Linked DNA regions of Mus musculus: all the other regions are linked to region 1. A link is a loop called in an ENCODE intact Hi-C map of the cell type or tissue named here. Cell type or tissue: heart. All regions are shown on one strand.

The links. Peaks named below come from ENCODE experiments on the same cell type or tissue, not always from the same donor. Only the 100,000 strongest peaks of a DNase experiment are listed, where the experiment ranks them.
Region 2: a loop joins it to region 1, with 1.9 times the contacts of the local background. A loop is called at or near these places in 2 of 42 quality-filtered maps.
Region 3: a loop joins it to region 1, with 1.8 times the contacts of the local background. A loop is called at or near these places in 2 of 42 quality-filtered maps.

What each region holds. Positions count from the first base shown.
Region 1 is chr4:95,381,522-95,389,521 of GRCm38, reverse strand. No RefSeq gene overlaps it. Among named protein-coding and RNA genes, the nearest start is that of Gm12707, 100 kb to the left of the region's middle. In heart, no CTCF peak of the experiment used is centred here; DNase peaks (open chromatin) are centred at 741 and 3,851; H3K27ac peaks cover 1,496 bases.
Region 2 is chr4:95,464,344-95,472,343 of GRCm38, reverse strand. Gm830 (a long non-coding RNA gene) reads left to right here. Exons shown (of 3, transcript XR_376430.2): 2 at 3,098-3,294; 3 at 4,449-5,431. Among named protein-coding and RNA genes, the nearest start is that of Gm12707, 17 kb to the left of the region's middle. In heart, no CTCF peak of the experiment used is centred here; no DNase peak of the experiment used is centred here; H3K27ac peaks cover 642 bases.
Region 3 is chr4:95,314,205-95,322,204 of GRCm38, reverse strand. No RefSeq gene overlaps it. Among named protein-coding and RNA genes, the nearest start is that of Gm32240, 110 kb to the right of the region's middle. RefSeq lists an enhancer at 3,471-4,676. In heart, no CTCF peak of the experiment used is centred here; DNase peaks (open chromatin) are centred at 2,934 and 4,184; H3K4me3 peaks cover 333 bases; H3K27ac peaks cover 2,143 bases.

The sequences.
Region 1 (8,000 bases):
TCTGCTCTGAACTTTTCCAGATACCTCTGGATATTTTCTCTCCCCTACCCACAACAAAAACCTTTTCCTCAATGGGGTGGCCAGGTAGGCAGTTTCTTTAGTGTGCCCCCTTGAGTACATCTGGTGCTGAAATCTACGAGGGAGACAAATGGACCCCTTTTCCAAAGGCCCTAGCTTCTCTTAACTGAACCAAGCTGCTGAGTTGATTCTCTTAGGGTATGGATCGTTTATCTCTTCTGGTTTCTACCCTCCATATTTGACCCTAAATTCTAGAGTTCACTTTTTCAGCCACTTCTTGTACACCTGCTCTAACCACTCAGATGTCTTCTCCTATTCACTGTGTCTTTTCAGCCTGTCTGCCTCCTGGTGCTTCCTACACTGTCCTGGTCACCTATCATGTGTAAAGAGTCTGTCTCTTGTTGACTTGCTGGATTTTGCTGTGTGCTTCTGTACTGTGATTCAGGCTATGTCTCTGCTGAGGCCCTTTCCCCTCTCCCTTTGTTGGAATCCTTCTGATGGAGAGTCTGTTTGTTTGCAACCCTTTTCCCAAGCCTCTCTCACCTCCCCTTCCCTCTGCTCCTCAAGGATGTCTTCTTTCCTGCTTGCTCTGTCTCTTCACTCCTAGAATTTACTTTCCTTTCTTGCTTGCTTTGTGGAGCCCAAATGCCTCTTACTAGACCACTCACTGGCATTCTCTAATCTTTTTCCTCTTTGGCTGCACACTTCATTAAAGCCTTGCCGTCTTCCTGCAAACATCTTGGCCTCAGTTCAGCTCAATGGTCAAAAACAGGGCACACCCAATTTCCAAATTCTTGCAGATTGTAACATTTGCCACTGCTGAAGCAAATGCTCCTCCAAATACCTTCTCTCTACGCTTCTCTGCTCTCCAGTCTTGAAACTCTCTTATCTCTAAGCTTTCTTTCCTCTCTACTCTCAAAACGTCTCTTACAACCACTGCTTAAACTGTCTGGATCTCAGGATTTTTAAGTTTATTCCATATGATTAAAATATCTATAAAATCTGTAATGAAAAGCTAACTTAAAATTTTTAAGAGAAATGGTTGATAGTTTAAAAAAATCTTTACACAGATAATCTTAATTTAGAGCAGCATGCTTGTACGTAACACAGATTCAACTTCTGTTTAAAAACTAGATTTGCTATAGCAAACGATTTACACATACCTTGGACTCAATTCTTGTTTATATAAAATAGAACATACTAATAACTTATATCTAACGATTAAAGTTTATACATTCCTAAGGTCTACTCAAGGTAGCAGAAACTAACATGAAGGTATATGTATAGCATCTTTGTATTGCTTTTCTATGTTAAATTTTAGCTATTTAGATAAATTGCATCACACTAAAACTATCAAATATGCTGTAATGGTATGCTATAAAAGGATTGGGAAAATAAAGTACTCGATCTCTCTGTGAACTGTATTTATAGTTTAAAGTTTTCTTTTGATGCTAAAGGATCTTCAGTTGAATCTTCAAATTTTAATAGGAATAAAACTGTAAAATCCTAATCTTATAAAAACAAGTAACTTATTGTAAACTGGTAAAGATAACTAAGGCATTTAAGTTAATGGTCAGTCAACTTATAAATGATCAAATTCCTCAATGTGCTCAGAACTATGCTTTGCAGTCATGCTAAATACAAATATAAAATTCATCTATTGGGATAAACTTTAACCTTCTGTATATGTTGTCAATGTTAAGCCTAAAGCAAGTAACTAAAACAAAGTAAAGTTTGCTTAAAGTCAGCTATACTTAATAAATTAGATGATGGCTCTCAAACTACTCAGAGATCTGATGAATATGACATTGAAGGTATTTAATAAACAGACTTCCCCTAATAGAAATAGTAGCTTCTGGTAGCAGCAGCTAAGTCTACCTCCAAAAGAAGACAGGCAGCAACAGACTCCACCTGGAGTTTGCTTTGAGTGTAGTAACATTGAGTACTAAGTAAAAGACTATATCGTGCCTCGCCTGCCTACTGTCTGGCCCTTCCCAAACTATAGACACTACTGGGCAGACTGCTCCTCTGCCTCCTCAAGGTAGGGCAATCCCAAAAGTTTTTTCTCCACAGAAAAAAATCTCTCAGAGCTTCTGGGTCTGGTGCCTGAAAGCTGACGCTGCTCTGTGTGGCATTTAAAAACTTAGTACTGTCCTTTGAGGTGGCAGATGACTGACAAACAAAGCCATCAAGATCACCATGGAGGATCCCAGGCTGTCTGTCCAGATAGGGAGTAAGTCTGCCGTTAAAAAAAAATATCAATCCTTTGTGAATTTCATATCATACGCTACAGTCCTATTCACCTCCCTGTCCCTTCCTATCCTCTCTCCACCCTTGGAACATCCCCCTTCAAAAGAAAAACAAAAACAACAAACAACAGAAAACAAACAAACATCATGGAGGCTTTAATGTGTCACAGTGTGTGCCATTGTACACCCTTTGCAAATATTCATCACAGTGAGTCACTGGTCTGGATCGAAGCCTCCATTATCAATACCGGATCGTCACTGGGACTCCTCTCTGATATCCTCTTGCTGCCCTGTGTCATGGAGATTCTTTAGCTTTATATCTATGGGACAGCTCCTTCTTTTGTTCCATAAGTTCATAGCTGAAGTAGCTGCTGAGGTGGGCCAACTCAAAGCCCTGGATCTGGGACTGGGTGAAAGCTGAGTTGGTTAACCCCCCAGCTCTCCCATACCTACACCACCAGAGCAAGCTCTCCAACACTGGCTAGCTCACCCAATGCCACAGCTAGCAATGGGCAGGGTTGGCTTTCCTGCTCTCATGCCCTTGGGCCGGCTCCACTGAGCTACCCAATGAGGTGTCTCTGTTGTTCTTAATTAATACAGCGGCCACTTGGTTTGTACTTTTTGCTCAAATGTATTTATTTTTCTCAGATCTTTGTGATGGTAATGGTGGCAAGCCCTAGCTTCATCAGTTTGGCAACAACAGCTGACTTACCTGGCTCCTCCCACCAAGGCTGCATCTAGCTGGCCAACCCATTTCCTAAATGCTTTGCTTCCCTTAGAGCTACAAGGTCTCCTGCTGAGAAAAGCAAACTCAGAGGCAAGTTTATCTTACTGACAGGCTTCACACTGCAAAAGATAAACTCTCAAAACAGGTTCCATGAAAGACAGAAATCAAGCTACCATGCTGCTGTTATTGACTAAAAATTTACTTTTTACTGTTTCTTTTTAAAGATAGAACTTGCTTTTCCAGGGACTGCTTTTAGTATTCAAGCATCTGTGCCTCACAGAAAATGACTGAACGCTTCCAGATTTGTGGGGGAGGGGAATGTTGAAAGTCTAGGTAAGTCATGAAGGCCTGAGGAAAGGGATCTAAGGTTAAGTTAAAAGAAAAAATGAGACTTAAAGGTGATACATGATGTTAAGGCTTCAAAATGCAAAGTTTAACATTACTCACTGGGGTTCTGTTAGGTTATTAATCTACTCTAAGCAATTGTTATGATGGTCACTCGCCCCAAAAATTTAAATTTCCTTTGGTTGTTTTCTAAATATAGACTTAAAAGTACCTCTTGTGCTAAAAACATCTCTGTCCAGTCTATATATAGCCTCAAGCTCTTCTTCCTCTTTGTTCTCTTTCCTGCTGAGAAATTTCTGTCATGTTACAAAAAAAAAAAAGAAATGTTTATGCTACTATTCTGTTGATAGCGTTTCAGCCTTGTTTTGCTATGGCTCCGATCCAGACGTCTGCTGTCACTGTTTACAGACACGTATTAACTTCTTTCTCCACAATGACGATTGCAGTGCAGATCACAGACCTTTGTCCCCAGTCTGTATCTGTCCCAGCAGATTTCCAGTCAGCTGACACCATCCAGGAACCCAAAGGCAGCCCCGATGACTGCTCTGAAATGGCCTACACTTTGCCAGCCCCAAGTTATCCTGCCGAAGAAGCCCTCTACCTGGTGAGCCTGTCCAGTCCAGTGAAAGAGAACTTGCTTGCAAAGTACAGCTTCCAAGGGCCGACTCCAAGGCTATCCTCCGGTGTTCCTTGGGCCCTTAGCACCTACAATTCCTGCTCCCTAATTTCGACTCATATTCTAGCCTTCCTAGACTTTCCTACCTCTGACCATGGCCCTGCCCAGCGGAGAAGCAGTTATAGAAGGGAGGGACCTGTTGCACTTTATCATCAACAAAAGGCTGGAATGTTAGGTCTCAGGCAATCCAAGTATGCAGAAATGAGCTCAGTGGCCTATAGAAGGATTTGTGAAGGGTAGATAAAAGCCAGCATTCCTGGGGATCTTGCAAAACTGATTTTGATCTGCCAAAATAAATCATTTTCCTTAGCTCTTGCAGATGGGACATATGGCTACCTGTGGTGCCAATCAGCATATCAAAGTGCATGCTGGCCATCAGGCTTCCTCAGTATCACAAGTACATGTCTCACCTTTCCTAGTCTATGCTAGCATCCTGCCCTTCCCTCCCTCCCCTCCAGCTACTTCTCCTCCACTCTCTCCATCTCTATTCCTACACTTGCTACTCTCTATCCCCCAACTATCTCTCTCCCTATTTCTTGCTATCCTCTTGCTCTCTCAATATGCTTTGTTCTCTAACTCTTGCTTTCATCTCCTGTATACTTTCTTGCTTCCCTATCTCTGGTCATGTCCAGTCTCTTTCTCTCTGCTCTGGACTCTCCCAAATGCCTCTAGATATTTTCCATTAAAAACCTTTTCCCTAATGTAACAGTCATGTAGGCCGTCTCTTTACTGTACAGTCATGTAAGCCGTCTCTTTACTGTACTCCCTTGCGTACACTTATCACATGTAAGCATGTGAAATGTATGTTTTTCTTAGTCTGGCTGGAAGGGTGAAGTTAGTTACAACTTCAGCCTACACCTGTTGGAAGGACTGGATGGGTCCATGCACACAAACCATTTAGTGCTAGCGCCCAGCTCAGGAATACCATCAGCTTGTCAAATGAAGGGAAGGATAATCAGTGAGCAATGACGCTTTAGATGCTGCAAATGAGCTTCAAACTTTAGTATCTATGGGATTGGTCAGGAGCTTATCAAAACGAAGACCTTGCTTTTCAGAGATGTGGCTCATTACATCTAGGATGGAAGTGGCCCAAATTTATTTTTCATAGTTTACTGATCACTACAGTCTGTAAATTTTGTCGCATTGCTGTCTTCCTGAACCTATATATTGGTCCCTGGCCAATTATAGATTTTCAAGAAGAGGGGACTGGACCTATAGTCTCACTGTTTCCAGTACAAAGAAGTCAGAACTGGGGATTCTGAAATGTGTCTGGAGCCTCCCTACAGAAAATCTCAACATCAGGGGACTGGAGAGATCTCTCAGTGGTTAAGCACACTGACTAGTCTTCCAAAAATTGTGAGTTTAATTCCCAGCAACCACATGGTGGCTCACAACCATCCATAGTGGAATCTGATGCCCTTTTCTGGTGTGTATGAAGACAGTGACGGCATACTTACATAAAACTAAATAGGTCTAAAGAACAAAGCAACCCTCAACATTATAGCCACCATTGTCTTGTGCAGAATGTCCCACAGCTGCAACCTTGTTGTCTTCCTCAACAGCATCAACATGTAAGTGATGTATTACATAAAAGTGGCCTTATCTGCTCTCATCCTCACAACACCTCCATGAGGGAGGAAACTGAGGCTCGGAGTTTGTGTCTGAAGTCATGAAGCAAACAAGCAGTCCTTTAGGCTGCAATGTAGGCATTGAGAATTGCCAAGTCTGAGCACCTCCCTGAAGCTCAGCAGACAGACAGAGGAGAACCAGGGAGGAGCGGCACTCTTGGCCTGCTGGGGCAGGTAAGCTACAGGATCTGGTGTATGTGTGCCTGCGTGTGTGTGTATTGCCAGGAAATTCCTGATTATAGGTCACTGCACAAAACGGAGATTTTTTTCCTTATACGCAGATACTATAAATATAGGCTCTTAAATCACCCTGACTTCATCTCTAACCAATCAGTCCCTGCCAGTTTGCATGCTATACATGTATGCATGACTCAAAGGACCCTCGGGCAGAGGGTGGGTTAAAAACCAATCAGACAATACTAATTTTCATAAATGGGAACTCCTTGTCTTCTCTGTTGGCTGTTCAGCTAATCGTGAGTCATGAATTTCCTTTTTAGGGTAACATTTACCATAGGGCATGGCTGGTCCTAGGGTTTACGTAATATCCATTTACTGATGGGAAACATGTTCTTAAAGCATTACCTAATGATAGATTTTATCTGATAAATAGTCCTCTGGATTAAACAAAAAAAATGTTGAGGAAAAGCTGTGAGAGATAGTAAAGGACAGAAAGGTGAAGGGAAATACGCCATGGTTTGAGGCAGGTTAAAGGGTGCTTGTCTAGATCTGGGTACAGAAAAAAATTCCTCTTAATAATAGAACATAGACAGGGATGGAGACTAAGGATAGGGAATGGAGGGCATGAGGATGAGCCCAGGAAAGAGTTAGTGATGTAATGCAGGTACCCTGCCACATCTTTATCATAGTGTTAGCATCCCTTCCTCTAGTTAATGATTATTTTTGTGTTTTAGTGATTTTCTCAGTTTCCCATTTCTTCTGAGAACTCTGGTTCACTCTTAGTGCTTTTTCCTTTCTCAGGTTCCAGCCAGAAGAGAAAAGCCACAGAGGTCACTGGTCCTACAGGGTCCATGCTTATCCCCACTCCCTATTTATACCACAAAAGTTCCATTTATATGAGCCTCAATGTCTTCATCTATAAAATGAACGTCATTGTGGTTTTCTCATCTGAAAAGTTGTTGAGGGGGCTGGAGATGTGGCACAGCAGTTAAGAGCACAGACTGTTCTCCCAAAGGTCCTGAGTTCAAATCCCAGCAACCACATGGTGGCTCACACTATTGGAAACATTTTTTAAATTATGTGATTTCACACTTCCTACATCCTTCCCCCCCACACACACACAAATATTGAGGCAGAGTCTCACTATGTAACCCTAGAATAGACCAGGCTGGCCTTAAACCTGCAGAGAATTGCCTGCATCTGGCTCCAAAGTATAGAATTAAAGGCATACACTACCACTTTCAGGTAGATTTCTCTTTATTCATATGTATGCATCTCTCTCTCTCTCCCTCTCTCTCTCTCTCTCTCTCTCTCTCTCTCTCTCTCTCTCTCTCTCTCTCTCTCTCTCTCTGTGTGTGTGTGTGTGTGTGTGTGTGTGTGTGTGTGTGTGTGCTATGTGTATACAAGTGCCTGTGGATGTTGAAAGAGGGCATCCCTCAGAGTTTGAGCCACCAGATATGGATGCTAGGAACTCAACCAAGGTCCTCTGGAAGAGCACAAACCACTCTTATCCACTGATGAGAACTAACCAGTCTTATCCACTGATGAGAACTAACCAGTCTTATCCACTGATGAACACTAACCACTCTTATTCACTGAGTCATCACTTCAGGCCCCCAAACCCAGATGTATATCTTTTCTAGACAGGCTGTAATCATCTGCCATCTACCTGTCAAGTGCTCCATCACCTTTGAGAATGTACTTCCCATGCGGGACTATCCTTTACGCTTTCTCTGCTGACATACCATTATTCCCCCACGACATATTATATAGATCAATTTACGACCAGAGAAGACAATCTAAGAACAACCTTACAGGTTATTTCAGCCTCTCAACTCTCATAGCTATGACTCATTTGACCTACAAAGCAATTGTTGGCTAAATGATTTTGACAGTCCAATATAAGTCTCACCCTCTTGAACGTCTAAGAGCTCATACCAGTAAAATCTAACAACACAGCCTCTGTCCTTCCTCAAGTTGCCTCCACCTTCTGGTACCCTCTCTAGTCTGCCTCATCTTCTGGCTAACCTTGCCTGAGTCTTCTTTTTATTAGATATTTTCTTCATTTACATTTCAAATGCTATCCCGAAAGCCCCTTATACCCTCCCCCCGCCCTGCTCCCCAATCCACCCATTCCCGCTTCCTGGCCCTGGCATTCCCCTGTACTGGGGCATATAATC
Region 2 (8,000 bases), 83 kb before region 1:
ACCCAAGACACACGAAAAGCTTCTGCCTTGAAAGTGGAGGCCGTACATAAAGCTCACAGAGCTAACAGTTTTTCCATGTTATTAAGAGTGGTCCCTTCAAATAACCCTGCAATTTTCCCCCTTTCTAAAGTCAAGCTTTCTCTTCATCCTCTGAATGTGGATCAGAATTATAATGTATAAATTGTGAGGGAAGTGACTCACTGTGACGTCTGAGGTTAGGCTTTGAGAAGGCTGTCATCCCTGTGGCACAATTTTTGGACTGATTTCCAATGAAAATCAGATCCTGTGTTGGGAAGGGACTCAAGAAATCATGCAGAAGTTTACATGGGAAGAATACAGCCAGCACCTGAGTATTAGCAATGGAAAGCTATTGGAAGCAGACCATCCAGCTTCAATTAAGTCTTCAGATGAAAACATGTTGGTTGACATCTTGGCTGTTAGCTTCACGAGGCACCCAAGCCAGAACCACTCAGCCCAGCTGCCTTTAAATCCATGACTCACTGGAGATAATAAATGTTATTTCAAGTTTTAAAAAATATATATTTAAATATTATTTTCCATTTAATTTACAATAATTATACACATTTAGGTGGCGCAATGTGATATTTCAATATATGTAGTAAAGAATAATGGAATAAAGCTAAGTAGCATGTTTATTATCTCAGTTTTGTGGCAACATTTAAAGTCCTCTAATCTGTTTTGATTTATGCATATATAATTAGTTATAACACCATAATATACACTAGATTACCAGCAATCTTTCCCTCCTATTGGCCTGATAATTAGTACCACTTGGGCAACATCTCTTCTTTTCTCCTCTACTTCACACCATTTCCTAAGCATCAATTAGATTGAACACTGCAAGGTATCTCAAGACATGAGAGGAAAAAAGGAGAGACTCTAGCATAGAGAAACTTGACATCTGCTCTTCTACTTAAAGGTTGTTGTACGGAAGGCATGTGTTAAACTTTCTGACATTCCCATTTTTAATTTTTCACATGACATGATGTTGGTAGAATATATAAGATACAATTTGCCTATAAGTTTCAGTTTCCTCATTTCCCACCAATTTCATATTCAACCAAAACATGACCTTTTCAAGAAACAGTTTTCAGCTGACACTGAGTACCACAAAATCAGTACCAAAAATTTTGATGACTGTGGTGGTTTGAATAGGAATGGCCCCCATAGACTCATGTGTTTGAATACTTGGTCCTATAGGCAGTGGCACAATTAGGAGGTATAGCCTTGTTAGAGGAAATGTGTCAGTAGGAAGTAGACTTTGAGGTCTCAGATGTTCAAGCCATACCCAGTGTGGTATTCTCTTTCCACTGCCTGCTGGTCAGATCCAGATGTAGAACTCTCAGCTACTTCTCTAGCTCCATGTCTACATGCATTTCACCATGCTTTCTGGCATGACAATAATGGACTAAACCTCTGAACTGTAAGCCAGTCCTAATTAAAGGTTTTCCTAAATAAGAGTTGCCGTGGTCATGGTGTCTCTTCACAGTCATAAAACCCTAGAACCATCTCCCTAGAAGGAAAGACCTAAGAGCTATTTTCCTGAAGCTGCCTTTGAGCATGCTTCCACAGAAACACGATTGATTTTTAAGTCTATCACAGAGGATTAGACTTGAAATGAGATTTATGAATTTTCTTCCAGCATTGTAAGCATAATTTGTGGGACAGTGGACCATGCCAGGAAACTTGGTATGTTTGAGTGGGTTCAGAGTCCCCAGCACCCAAGCACCCACCTGAGATGGTAGACAGCTCCCTGTTCCTACTAGATTCCTGGCCTGGAACATGTGCCACACTTCCATCATAGGAAACATAGCCTGTGGTCACGTAGCCCAAAACAGAGTTCTCCATGCTAATGAGATATCTAGAGGCCCTGTAGGTTTAGCCAATAAGCTCCCCTTCCTGGACATTCCTCCATGGAAAAGGTACTTAATCTCTGGTGAACTCTGAGGAGGTGGCATGCACCTATTTTCTATGATGAACAATTGATCAACAGTTTGGAACCGAGGACTGTCTCTTCCATTAAAAACCTCCATGGGAAGCATGGAGAAGGCCCTTGCCTATAGAGCTGGAAGCCTAAGTCACCTGCAGAAGGCCCCTTGCACTCCCAGAAACTGCTGCTAATCTAAAGACAATCATAAATGAGCTAAGCCAGAGTTCCCCATTCCCCCATCCCCAGACTCATTTTCGTTGGGCTGAAGCCCCCAACTCCATTTCCAACTCCATGTGACCCAGCTGTGCCTGGATGTCTAGGAGTTTGGGAGCTCCCAGCCCCATGTTCATCATCACAGGCCCCAGGGACACCTGATCCTCTATTCCTGATTCTTCTGTGTGGTTTTCCAGCACTGTATGCCCTGGAATCAGAGAACTCCAGCTTTGGCCTTCTACATCCTAGGCTCTGTTTTTCCACCCTCTGCATGGTATATTCACTCTCCAGCACAGCATCAGACAACATCAGCTCAGGGATAAATGCAGTCTAGAACTCCACATTTTGTTGGCACAGCACCCTAGCAGAGAGGCAAAACTTGGACCCACACATAATGGCCTTGAATTATTTGAAATATATCTTTACATAGTTCTATTCTTTGTTTTTCACTTTCAATACAAGTAGACAAGAAATAAACTATTCCTTATCACATCATGTATATTGTGTGTATATATTCCTCATCACATCATGTATATTGTGTAGACACTCATAAGTGTCTCCATTCTTTTTTTAATCAGTATTTTGAAAACTCAAAACAAAAATCTTCTATACCATTTTGTTTCATTCATGGTATGCCTCTCTGCATTGATTTAACTGTCATTTGACTTAAAGCTAAATAAACAGGCTTAGAGAGGCAAATGTGAATGATACCAGGTTCTGTTGGTTAAAGGTAACAGAACTGGAACAAAGCTAGTTATGTAAGTAAGTAAACTAAGCCATCATAAAATGCAGGGCTGACTTAGGACTACCAAGGTCACAAGTGAGCTCCATGAGGAATAGGGGAACTAGAGAAGAGGACACTATAGGAAACCCAGCAATGCTGTGCTTTTCTCTGATTGCTGATGGGATGTCTTGATCTCTTTTTCTCTTCAGACTGGCTTTATGAGCTAGTAGATATTAGAGGAAGAACTGAAAACTCCAGAGCTTCTAGTTCCATATCTTCTTAGGCCAACCACCGAAGAGATTGATCTTCTACCCACAGTGTTTGGATTCCCCAGGAGCACAGATGGGATTCTGGGAAGACCAGTGTGATGAGTTAAAGGCCTTCCAGGGTCCAGTCACACATGGCGGTAAGTGTGCTTACAAAGTATGGACACTACTACAGGGAACTCAGTTCTATATAGAAAAGTCACAAGCAACTGATGGACATCTAATGGAGACATAGGTCACAAAGAATCTTTCCTTATCTATTTCCAACACTGAAGTGGATGAGGCAAGTTTACTATGATATTCTCTTCCCTTGGGCTCTGGTTTCTCCCCTAAGGTCAACTTCTGTGGGCACTCACAGTGGAGCAGAGATGACCATTCTTCTAACTGGCCTCTGCAGGCAGCCTCAGACGGTTAGCACTATAAATTAATTATTAGAGATCTCCCTGATTTGTCCTCATAGTGAGATAGTTCTACCTCTCCAGAAACTGCCCTCAGGTTTTGAAGTTTCTCTGGAGGAAGAATGTACATTTCCAAACATGGTCCCCCTTTTATTTTCTGAAAATGTTTCCAGACTTGCTGTGGATACTTGAAACTGAAAATATGAGGATAGCATGGAACTCTGTTCCACTAAGTTTTCCCACATATGCACACCCATGGCTATGTTTAATTTGCATATTAGTTGTGAAATGAACTTAATAAAAACTAATAATAAAATAAAATTATAACAAATACAAAGTTATGTTAATATAGTCTCCCCATTCTAATACCTTGTTGTCTTAGACTTCTCATTTGATTTGAGATGAAACTTTTAAAAAGCGCACTATCATGTTTCTTTGACATAGTCAAATTCCCAGCCTTGCTACTCTTGGGCTCTGGAGCATTAGATAAAAGAAGTGTTACTTATACACAGGCCTTCAAAACTGTGGCTATCAATCTGGTATTTGTAATCAAAGGGTGGGAAGTCATTGGTGCTGATGGAAATATGATGAGCAAAGAAATGGTCATATTCTGCTAGGACAAATTCCATGATCCTGCTCAGAATTCGTTGTAATTAAAGCTTATGAGTTATTTGCTTCTGGAAGTTTCTATTTAGTATTTCTAGTCTTTAGTTGGCCCTTGCTCAGTGAAAACAAAGGCATAGATAAGGAGACTTGGCTCAGTTTAATCAACAGCATCTAAGAGGGAGTGGCTCTGTCCAAGTATAAGCAGATATATAAGGAGCTAGTCCAAGCTTTAGCCATGAAGAGTGTCATTTCCCAAACACTGAATGCTTCTTTTATTTGATCTTCTATAGAAGAGCTGTATCTTCTCTGAAATGGCCTCCAGTGATATAAAACATGGAAGAGATGGAACACTGAGAAAACAACTCAACAGAGGTTCTCTCTTGAAAGTACTCCTAAGAGGTGAATGTGGTGAGCAGATACTATGGCTCAGCATTCCTCAGAAACCTGTGACGTGTGCTTCTGTCTACCAAGACAGCCACTTCCCTATCTCCCCATGCCTCTGTCTAATAAGACATCTCCTATCAAGATGTATCTATTGTGTGCAGCAAAGCCACCAGCCTCTTTTAGCCTACCAGCCCACTTCCCTGCTAGCCTAAATGCCTAGGCTCTTGCAGTTTGCAGGTCCTAGGCACCTGCTACCTTTATAATCCGAGAGCTACCCCCAATGAGTTTTTTTTCTCTCTGCTCTCAAGAAATCAGTCTGCCATGGCAGCTTTGAATTCCCCACATGCCTGTAGCTATTCTCTCTCTAGATATCTAGGACAAAACCTTCTCCCATCCATGGACCAGTCTAGTTCAGTGGTTTTACTATGCCCTCATAAGCAAGAGTATAGTGAAACAGCACACTGAGTGCCAAGGCTGCCTGGAAGGTCAGAGAGAAGAGCAAAACATGAGAAAACCAAGAGGATTTTATATGACCGTCAGCAGGGTGGTGGGTCTTTGAACTGATACAAGTTCCATCAGGACTTGATTGAACCTGATTGACCAAGATCTAGATAACTTTGCTAAAGTTAACTGACCTTTGAGGGTAGCTTAAGGGAGATTCCTGTAAACAGAAATTTAATCTTACCAGGTGAGAATAAGACCACTACCATAATTTCCAGAGCAAGCTTTATTAAAGCTCAGAATCTTAAATAACAAAGCTGGCCAGGAAGATGGATACCAACCAGTTCCATACCTGAGATTCACAGAGTGTCACTGAGAATTACTTTAGTCAGGTACTTGTCAAGGCAAAACCCACAAGGCTACACACTTCCTGCCAACATCCAATCTAGGACAAGCATACATCCTGATGTACTTCCTGCCTATATACTGCCTGCCTACTTGCTATGTAACACATCCTGTGCAGTTGGGACAACCAACCTTGTTTATTGAAGTGGAAACACCCGGCTTGTTATCTTCCATGAACAGTTCCCAGCATTCCAGGAAGTTATCTGTCTTTGGGCAAGTGGGACTTACAGGTTAGAGGCATTTGCTTCAAAGATCTCTTAAACACAGTCATTTAAAACGTAAAAGATAACTTTAGCCCTCACAAAACCTGCCCTTAGGCCTTTGTTTACCCAATAACGTTTCTGTTTACCATTTTGGGGGGCTGCTACAGACATTGTTGGCCTTTTGCTTTGGTCCCTGTTCAACCTGCACCCAGACAGTGTAGAGGTCATGCTGGAGGAGAGAGAGAGAGAGAGAGAGAGAGAGAGAGAGAGAGAGAGAGAGAGAGAGAGAGAGAGCCCGATGTCTCTGTTCTCACACCTGATAGTGGAATAATAATCTACAGGGAGAACCAGGCACTGAGGACTCTCTCTGTGGTTGGTCCTGTGCATACCCTCTCTGAACGATGGAGGGAAGAAAAAGAAGAAGATGTTTTTAATGGCATTTTTCTTTATAAAGGTTGCTTTAGGGAGCCAAGTATTAATCAAGTGCTTCATTGTCCGAGGGCTATGTGGTAAACTCCCTTGTTTTCAACAGATGTTGAAGCAGTCTGAGCCAGAATTCAGGAAAACTGCTCTCCCTCCATACCCACCCTAGCCCCAGGGGCTGTGATAAAATTGATTAAACTAGATTCAGGTCAAGCCCCTGGGCTCTGGTGACCTCACAGAAAGCTCAGACTTCACTGCATCTGAAACAGACATGGTGCCTGCAGAGACAGGGATGAGAACCCCCTATTGAGTTGGCAGAAGCTATCCACAGGGAAGTCCAGGTACTAAGAGCTAAGTTGTTGCTCTTGGGATGAATGAACTGTATCGCTATGTTTATTTCCTGGACAAAGTCACAGTCACTCTACAGCACTCCTGTAAATATGGTCCTTATTTAGGACTAAAATGTCCATTGGTGCAACATCCTTGCTTTGGACCTTTTTTGTGGTAGTGTTTTCCCTATAGCCACAATGAATGAGATGTCTCACCTCCAGAAATGGTTTGTGTTTAACAAACCATACTAGTTGTCACATCCAAGAGCTATCCAGGAATAGGACAGCCATTCTCTGTGGTCTCAGTTAAAGACATACAAGCCTTAAGGAGCTGTGTACTCAAGTAAATCTAAGCTCTGGAGTCAAAGAGCTAGGTCCAACTTCATGAGCCTTGGCAAATTCCTTGAAGACTGGGTTTCCAATGTAAAGTAGAGCTAGCATCACATACTGGAGAGGACTTTTATGAGGCTAAGTGAAGAAAAAATGTTTGACCTTTGACTGGTCAGCTTTCCTTTCTGCTGTTAAGGTAGGATAGAAGAATGTGATAGAGTCCACAGAATGTCAACTTTATATCTGGACTGGAGATGCTCTGGTGCCAAATGCAATTCTTCTTTCCAGTCCACTGTTTTCTAGCACCAGGCCTTCAAACAATGAACAGCCCCAGAAGTTTGCCAATGGCAGGATCTAACCAACTCTCCAATACTGTTTTCTGGAAAGAGCCTTTCTCTGCTCTTATGAGCATCTTGAAGCCTGAAATTACTGCGTTGACATACCATACCTGAAATTAGCCTGCTCACTCCAATTCTAGGGACAAAACTTAGGGCCTCTTGTATGCTGGGCAAATACTGAACTGCTGAGCTACATCCTAGTGCCCCTCCAATCTTGTTCTCCTTGTTGTTAGCATCAGCACAGCAGTGTGGTAGAGGGATGGTGTACTGGTTGGTTTTATGTGTCAACTTGACAAAAGCCGGGTTATCACAGAAAAAAGGATCCTTCCTTGAGGAAATACCTCTATGAGATCCAGCTGTAAGGCATTTTCTCAATTAGTGGTCAAGTGTGGGAGGGACCACTGATGGTGGTGCTATCCCTGGGCTGGTAGTCCTGGGTTCTCTAAGAAAGCAAGCTGAGCAAGCCAGGGAAAGCAAGCCAGTATGTACCATCCCTCCGTGGCCTCTGCATCAGCTCTTGCTTCCTGACCTGCTTGAGTTCCAGTCCTGACTTCCTTTAGTGATGAGCAGCAATGTGGAAGTGTAAGCTGAATAAATCCCTTCCTCCCCAACTTGCTTCTTGGTCATGATGTTTTGTGCAGGAATAGAAACCCTGACTAAGACAGATGGAAAAGATCGTACTGGCTGAGGCTTTCTCATGGTTCAGCCACTGCACAGATGGCATATCTGTGAAAACTTCAAGATACTTCTATAAGGCAATGTGATTCCTGCTTCTGCAGACAGAAGCCCAGAGAGGTTAAATACCTTTTCTTATGTTACACAAGTGGCACAAAATAGGACAGTCATTTGAAATGTAGAGATATAGTCTCCAACCTGATGCTAATTCTCTCTTTGCATGTGGATCCCAAAACTGTTAGTACTGACGGAGGATAATTTTAAGTTTGAGATCAGTTGTAGCCTGACACTGAGACTCTTTCTCAAAAAAGCAA
Region 3 (8,000 bases), 67 kb after region 1:
CTCATGACCATTTTAACTACAGTTCCTGGGGACCTGAAGCTCTCTTCTGGCTTACACAGGCACCAGGAACACACATGGTACAAATACATCCATGCAAACAAACACTCATTCACATACAATAAAAATAAACTTTTTTAAAGGGCTCCTCTGGAAAAGAATTCACATTTAATTTGAAACACTCATGAGTTGCTCTCCTACACGAAGTGTCAAGTTACTGATTTTAGCTAATTTAGTATCCCTATATGTGAAGTCCTACTTATACTCTACCAGGTCAGCAAACAGAGCATTCCCAGAAAAAAAAAAGGGGGTGGGGAACTGAAGACAGGAGGGCCTCATGTAGATCACTGATACTTGTTGAAGGATAGTTGATCACACTGTAAACCTCAAGATTGTGTTATTTTTTTAAAAAAATGCTGTTTCTAGTTGTGTTATGGTTCAGCCTTGGCACACACCTTTAATCCTTCTGGGAAGAATACAGACGTGCCCTTATTACACACCTTTAACTCCAAACAATGAAAGTAAAGTTAGTTTATAGAAGGAAGCACCCATGTTTGAAAGTAATGTCTAATAGAGTGGCAGACAAAGTGATGAATCAGAGTAAAATTTGACAGAATAGGATACACCCAACTCTCAGGAGAAGAGAGAGGAAAGGGAGACTACTTAAGAAAGAACAGCGCAGAAAAAATAAAAAAATAAAAACAAGAGTGGGCAGTCAGTTTTACCAAGAGAGCTTTACAGAGACAGATTAAAGAGTGAAAAAGCTAAACACAGGTGAAGACAGAATGAGCCAGAGAATGAACCAGAGAATGAGAAGAAGCCAATAGAGTAGAATATATTGCCAAAGTTAGTGTGAGGTTAAGTAGACAAATCCATTCAGGAGAAGCAGAGAGAGAAAGAGAGAGAGAGAGAGAGAGAGAGAGAGAGAGAGAGAGAGAGAGAGAGAGAGAGAGAGAGAGCACAATTTGAATCTGTCAGCTTGGAGAGGAGTTTGAGTCAGAACAGCTGAGTTGGATCAGCCTGGCAGAGATCAGGAAGAATATGAAGAGGTGAGTTTATTCTGAAGTAAGTCTCAGAGGCTTAAAAACAGCCCAGGCCTAGATTAGATTGTATGGAGGCTAGAAGCATCCAGGACTAGGACTAGGTTATCAGATGATGCAGTAAGCCTCATAGACAACAATTACAACAGGAGATTAACAGTTATGTTTATACATATTGCTTGCATTACAGCAGAGATGCCCTACAAAGTGGACTTCCCCTCTACCAGGAAGAGTGGCCCTTGACTGTCTCCTAAATGTGTGTCATGGCTTTTCAAGTTGACCCCCCCCCCTAAAGCTCTACCACCTATAGGTGTTCAAGGCTCCACCACCTGCCTTCTCCAGCCTCCAAAGGTGTTAAATGCTAGAATCAAGTAACTGCTTGCTTCTCATCAATGCCTCTGTACTGCTAGTTTTATGTCTGTTCGACATAAGCTAGACTCATTCGGGAAGAGGGAACCTCAGCTGAGAAAATATCCCCATCAGATTGTCTTACAAATAACAGTATGGAGCCTTGTCTTTATTGATGATTAATGAGGGAGGGCTCTGCTCAGTGGAGCCAGTGCAGTCCCTGGGCTGGTGGTCCCAGGATTAAATAAAGCATGCTGAGCAAGCCACTAAGAAGCCCTCCTCCATGCTTTCGGCTTCAGTTCTTACTTCCAGGCTCTTGCCTTGTGTTCCAGTCCTGACTTTTGTTACATCTCAAGCCCAGAACAAAAGGCTAAAGTGCCTACCCAATATATCAAAGCAAACCTGGCCACCAGGCTCTCCCTATATCCCTCATCCAGTACCTGGTACAAGTTATGGCTGCCATATCCTTCCATCTAACCTAAGCCCTAGCCCTTCCCCCCAGCTGCTCTTTCCTATATAATTCAATCTTTTAGTTACCTCGACTTTTCATTTACCCTTTACCTTCTTGGCCTCTTGGTCTTGATCTCCCCTCCCCACACCTTCTCTCCATGTGGCCTGGCCCAGGTCATAACTACTCTGGAATCTCCCAGATGTCCCTGTTCCTGGCTATGTCTCCCTTTTATCTATAATAAACTTTCTCCTCTGCCATACCTAGGTGTAGTCATGTCCTTTCCCTTTTTTATTTTTTTATTTTTTATTTTTCTATTCAACTCCCTTTGACAATGGGCTGTGACATGGAACTGTAACCTTGAAATAAATTATTTCCTGCCCAAGTTACTTTCAGTTACGACATTTTATTACATCAATAGAAACCCTAACTAAGACAGCAGAGATGCCCTGCAAAGTAGACTCCCCTCCTCTCCCAGGACTCAGGCCTCTCTGCCCTTCAGTGGATAGAGAGGTCATCTATCAAATCTCATGGACAGTCTTCAGTTTGGCCTGTTCTTGTCCACCTGAGATATTGCACAGCAGTGATCTCCCTTGGAGGTATACTGCCCAGAGTGAAGCTAGCAAAATTGTCAAAAAGTTTGATGAGAGGTAGGGAGAGGGAAAAGGAGAAGGGAAGGGAGAAGCAAAGGAATTTGAGTCATATTTTCTATTGGTACTAATAGCAGAAGTCAAGCATTACTATTCCAATTACAAGGGTTGAGTGACTTGTTCAGGACACAGAGCCATCTCGAAGGGGAAGCTCAGGACAGACAGATAGATCCAGAACTCAAACTCCAGGCTTGATTGCAAGCCGAATCTCTTCATAGCACCACATTGCCAGGCTGGTGTTCTCTAAGGGCCAGGTACAGATGAAGATGGCTAGTGCTGGGAGAGTAGGCACAGTGGTCTCCCACTACAAGGAAGGGCTAGCTAGGTAGCAGGCAAGAAAGGCATCCTTGTCTACAGTGTTGACGGGGCCTTTACAGTCCAGTCAGTGCTTACTCATCCTCCAGCTGGGAAGGGATGCACTCCTCCCCCAGAGGGTCAGATAAGGGTGAGAAAGTTTCTGTAGAATTGGTCTGAAGAAGAATCGGGAACCTGGAAACACTAGCCTGATTGGTACCGTGCAAGTCTAGGCTTGGATCCCAGCCCTGCCTGTGACCCTGAGCTAGTTCATGAACTTGTCTGTTTTCAGTTTGCTGATAATCCTATCCGCCTTGACAAACTTTCCTGTCCCCTCTCTCATTCCTTTTCAGGACGGCCGTGTTGTACCCAGGAGTAATCTTTAACAAATGTGAAACTAATAAGTCAGGACTCGTACACTACTGAATTAGTTTTCAGTAAATAAACCCCATTCATTTCTCATTGAACTTGAGACTAAATCCTCCATCATTCTGTGATCTCCTGTGTCTCAAGTGACCTGTTCCCTCTCTACTTCTCTACCTCACAACCCACTTCACAGACATTCTTCCAGCCCTACTGTCTCAGAGCACCCCTCCCCCACTCAAAGAGCCTTCATGTCCCAAAGCTTTCTCCTTTGCCAGCCCCTCCTTTCTCCTGGTGAGTGCTAATCATTTGCATGTCTCAGCTTCTCCTCTGAAAAGCAAACTGCCTCACACACTATTGAAACTCAATCACTGCTTTGCAGTTTCTTGCTACTCTGTATTTTCTTTCAAAGTATGAAGCAACACTTGCAGCCATGCATCTGAGCGTGTGATTCCTTGATCATGGTTATCTCCATAAGCTGTCAATCCTTTGAGAACAAGGTGTGAGCCTCGTTTGATCCATTCTGTCTAACTTGGAGCCATTCCAGTGCCCCGTTTATATTAGTTTACAAGCTCAAGAGATGCATGGGATATTGAACACTGGTGGCTGAAGGATATGTTAAGAATATTGAGGACCTTTAGGAGATCTTTGCAGCTCTGTCCCTGCTGTTACCCCCTCAATGGATATAGTCAGACTATAGTTCTCAGAAGTGGGTACAGCTCCTCCTTCCCCCCATTAAGAAATTCTGACACGGACCCTTAGGGGTTCACTGAAAGCAGTCACTGTGCCTGTGGAGCCAAGCTGAGCAGATCAGATGGCAGACCCTAGTACCCAGGGGATCAGGAATAACCTAGCAGGGAGTTTGGAAGGTGCTGGAGAGCCAGCCCCTTGGGTCTCATCAGACTGAGCCCTCCCTGTCTCTCCCGCCCCCTGCAGAAAGCTGCTCTGCCTGGTCCAATGCCAACTGGGCTGCTGCTTGTTTTGTTGTATGTGCTGCTAGGCAACTGGCCTGTTTTTGCTTATTTACCTCCCCTGGGCCATTTCACAACACTTAGTAATAGGCCTTGCTCTCTCTGGTGCACATCTGGTTTACATTAGCCTGTCAGAGCCCCTTTGCAAGGAGAGCTTGCCCTTCTCTCAGTGGTGACCAGCGAAGGCTCCCAGGACCCAGGCTGCTCCTGGGCGTTGATCACTCACCCAGTCCCCAGGGGCCTCCACCCTGCAACCTCCTACATGGTTTTCAACACTTTACACATTTACAAGCCCATTGAGGAGGAACTTTGGGAGGAGAAAGGCGAGGGAGGGTTCAGGACTATAAGAGCAGGAATTAAAGTTAGAGAGCATGCCATCAGAGTGCCTGAGCCCCAACAATGCCCTTGTTGACTCACAGAGAGGGACAGTTGCCTCACCCAGGACACAGGGACTCAAACCTTCCCACCAAGACCACCTAGCATTAAAAAAATTGTGGTTTCTGTGAAGGGTCAGTTGAGAATCAAAACTTTGATAAATGCCATTTCAAGACAGAAAAAGAATAAAAGTTTTTTGTTTTGCTTTTTTTTTTAACCTGTCTACATAGGATTCATTGCAAAGCAGGGTTAGCCAAAAATGAATAAGAAGGACCAAGATCAAATTCAGGGCACTTCTCTGGTCTCTTTTGCTCCACTGATCTGGCAAGCATGGTCTACTCAGAAGGTAGCCCACAGCCTTCACAATGACATTCAAGGCACTTTAGGTCTGGGCCTTATTACTTCTCTGACCTCATCATCCTCCCATCCATCCCTGCTTCCGTAGGGTATACCATGAAAAAGAGTGAAGTTTTCTATTATATGGAAGCACTGAGCAGCTGTGCACAGCTCTGAGAACAGAGCAAGGACTGGGCTACCACTCCACTTCTCTATCAGTCTAGACCACTGCATAGTAAACAAAGTGCTTGAGGTCATGAACTCATATTCAGTGCTGTGTTTTAGGGTTTCTACTGTTTCAGCTTGCAACTTTCAGATCATACTCCATCACTGAGGGAACTCAAGACAGGAACCTGAAGGCATACTGCTTACCAGCTTGCTCCCTATAGCTTGCTCAGCTCCTTTTCTTATACAACTAAGGACCACTTGCCCAGGGTTGGCACTACCCACAATAGGTTAGATCCTCTGACATCAGTCATTAGTCAAGAAAATGTCCAACAGACCTGCCTACAAGCTAGTCTGACAGAGATATTTTCTCAATTAAGATTCCTTCTTCCAAGATATGTCTAGGTTTGTGTCAAGTTAGTAAAAACCAACTAGCACACTCTGATAGCACTAAACACCACCACCACCACCCCATTCGCCAAGAGCTTATACATGGAACAGTGTTGTACATGGATTAGACTTAATAATATGTAATGAATAAATGACTATGTCTGGTTTTCTTCTCAGCTCTCTTACATGGAATTTTCTATACTAACCTTTCTCTTACAAGATAAAATGCTCATCTGTCATGTTAGACTATAAGTCCTCATGCGTATCCCTTCTCTCAGTGCTAGTTCATGGTGACCCCATACATCTCTGGACAGAGAACTTAGTTCTTTCTCCACTTAGAACACCCTTCCCCATCCAACTCTGCCTCCCCAAACCTCCCCCATGGATTTGACCTGTCCCTTCTCATGCCAGAAAGTCATCTCAGCAATTGCCCAATGCTTATCTCTGGTTTTCAGAAACAGTAGTTAATCCATCCAGGCTATTACAATACTGATCAATGATAGACAGGACACTGGAGAGCCAGCTGTATGGCCATAAAGAGCAACAAGCTATGGCCTCCATTCTTGAGGATTCTCAATATATTGAGTATTCTTTGGATTCATTTTGTCAGTTGTTGACCTTGGATGTAGAGGTCTTGCAGTTCAAGAGTATGGGAATTTTGCCTGCATGTATATCTGTGTATCACATGTACACCTGGTGCGACAAGTTGGAAGAGAGTGCCACATCCTCTGGAACTAGAGTTTCAAATGGTTGAGAGCTACAACATGAGTGCTGAGAACTGGACCAGGGTCCTCTGCAAGAGCGACTAGTTCTGTTAACCACTGAGCTACCTCTTCAACACCAGTAGTTCAAAAGTATGGGAAGAGGCAACAGCAAAATCTTAATGAGTGTTTCCTTTTACAGTTCTATCATCCCATTTCCCACCCAGAGGGGAAACACTGTCCATGTGGTTTCTTACAACAAAATCCAGGATGACCAATAGTCCTAAATTCTATTACATCACACAATCCCTGCTAAACTCCAGTCCTGCCCCTGCTTGCTTCCTAAGCATCTCAGTCCTCCGCCTCTCTCCCCCTACACAGTCCTAATCCCTAGCCTTGATGCCTCATCACAGGCTCTTCTTTTTTCTTCTTTCTTCCTTTTTTTGTATTTTTAGTTATTTTATCTATTTACATTTCAAATATTCCCCTTCCCAGTTTCCCCTTTGCAGCTATAAGGGTACTCCCACCCCACCCCCTCTAGCATCCCCCTATGCTGGGGCATCAAGCCTCCACTGGACCAAGGGCCCTCCCTCCCATTGATGCCGGATAAGGCCATCCTCTGCTACATATGTAGCTGGGGTCACGAAACATGAGAATTACATACATATTCACATGTGTACACACACACACACACACACCCCTCATAAAAATACCATTGGAAACCATAGTATGCAATCAAAAGATCAGTAAGGTTAAAAACAAACAAATAAACATGAGATGAAAAAATACTCAAAAGAGTTCATTTTATGTTAGCCATATGATGTGAGCATAGGAACTAAACTTAAGTGTGGTTTGTATACCCAGAGAGAGTCTTTTAAAGATACTACTTTTTTGTTTGGCAAGCAGTTATTAATTGGAGATAGTTTCTTGGTATGCTGACTAATTTTATGTAAATTTGACATAAGCTAGAGTCTTCTGAGAGGAGGGAACCACAATTGAGAAAATACCTCTATATGATTGGGCTATCATGTACAAGTCTGTACACTATTTTCTTAAATAATTGTGGATGTGGCCATCCATTGGCTTGAGGTCCTGGGTTCTAAAAGAAATCAGGCTGAGCAAGCTCTGGGGAGCAAGCCAGTAAGAAGCACCACTCCATGGTCCCTGTATCAGCTTCTGCATCTAGGTTCTGCCTTGTTTGAAGTCCTGTCCTGACTTCCTTCAGTTATAGACTATGGATGTGGAAGTATAAATCAAATAAAACTCCACCCAAAATTGCTTTTGGTCATAGTGATTTATCATAGTAACAGTAACCCAAACTAAGACAGGGATGGGAGCTTGTGCCCATTTCTCCATCTCAGCATAGGACCCCATCTAGTTTGGACCTATTCAGACCCTGGGCATGCTATCACAGTTTCTGTAACTTCACATATGCATCAGCCCTGTTACACCTGAAAGGCACTGTTTTCCTGCTATCATCCATTCCCTCTGGCTTTTTTACAATCTTTCTACTTCCTTTTCCGCATAGTGTGTTGAGCCCCAAAAGGAAGGATTTAATGACTACATCTCATTTAAGATTGAGTGTTTTATGCTTCAATCTCACTTGGGAGGGAGAAGAAATCAATCACAGGAGGCAGAGAGAGGGAGAAGCCTCAATGGGGGGGGGGGGGAGAGGAAATATGATCATGTATGGGAGCGTGGAACAGCAGAGAAGCCCCGAGGGCCAGCAGAAAGAATTGAAACAGGCAACCTGAGGGGGAGGGGGAGGGGGAGAGGAAGGAAGACTCTAGAAAGCACCAGAGACTTGAGCTGTTAGAGACTCTCAGAACTCAAAGGAAGGTACCTTAGATGAAATTCCCAACAGTGGGGAGAGGGAACTTGTAGAGTTCACCTCCAGTAGAACAACAGGGCATCAAGTGGAC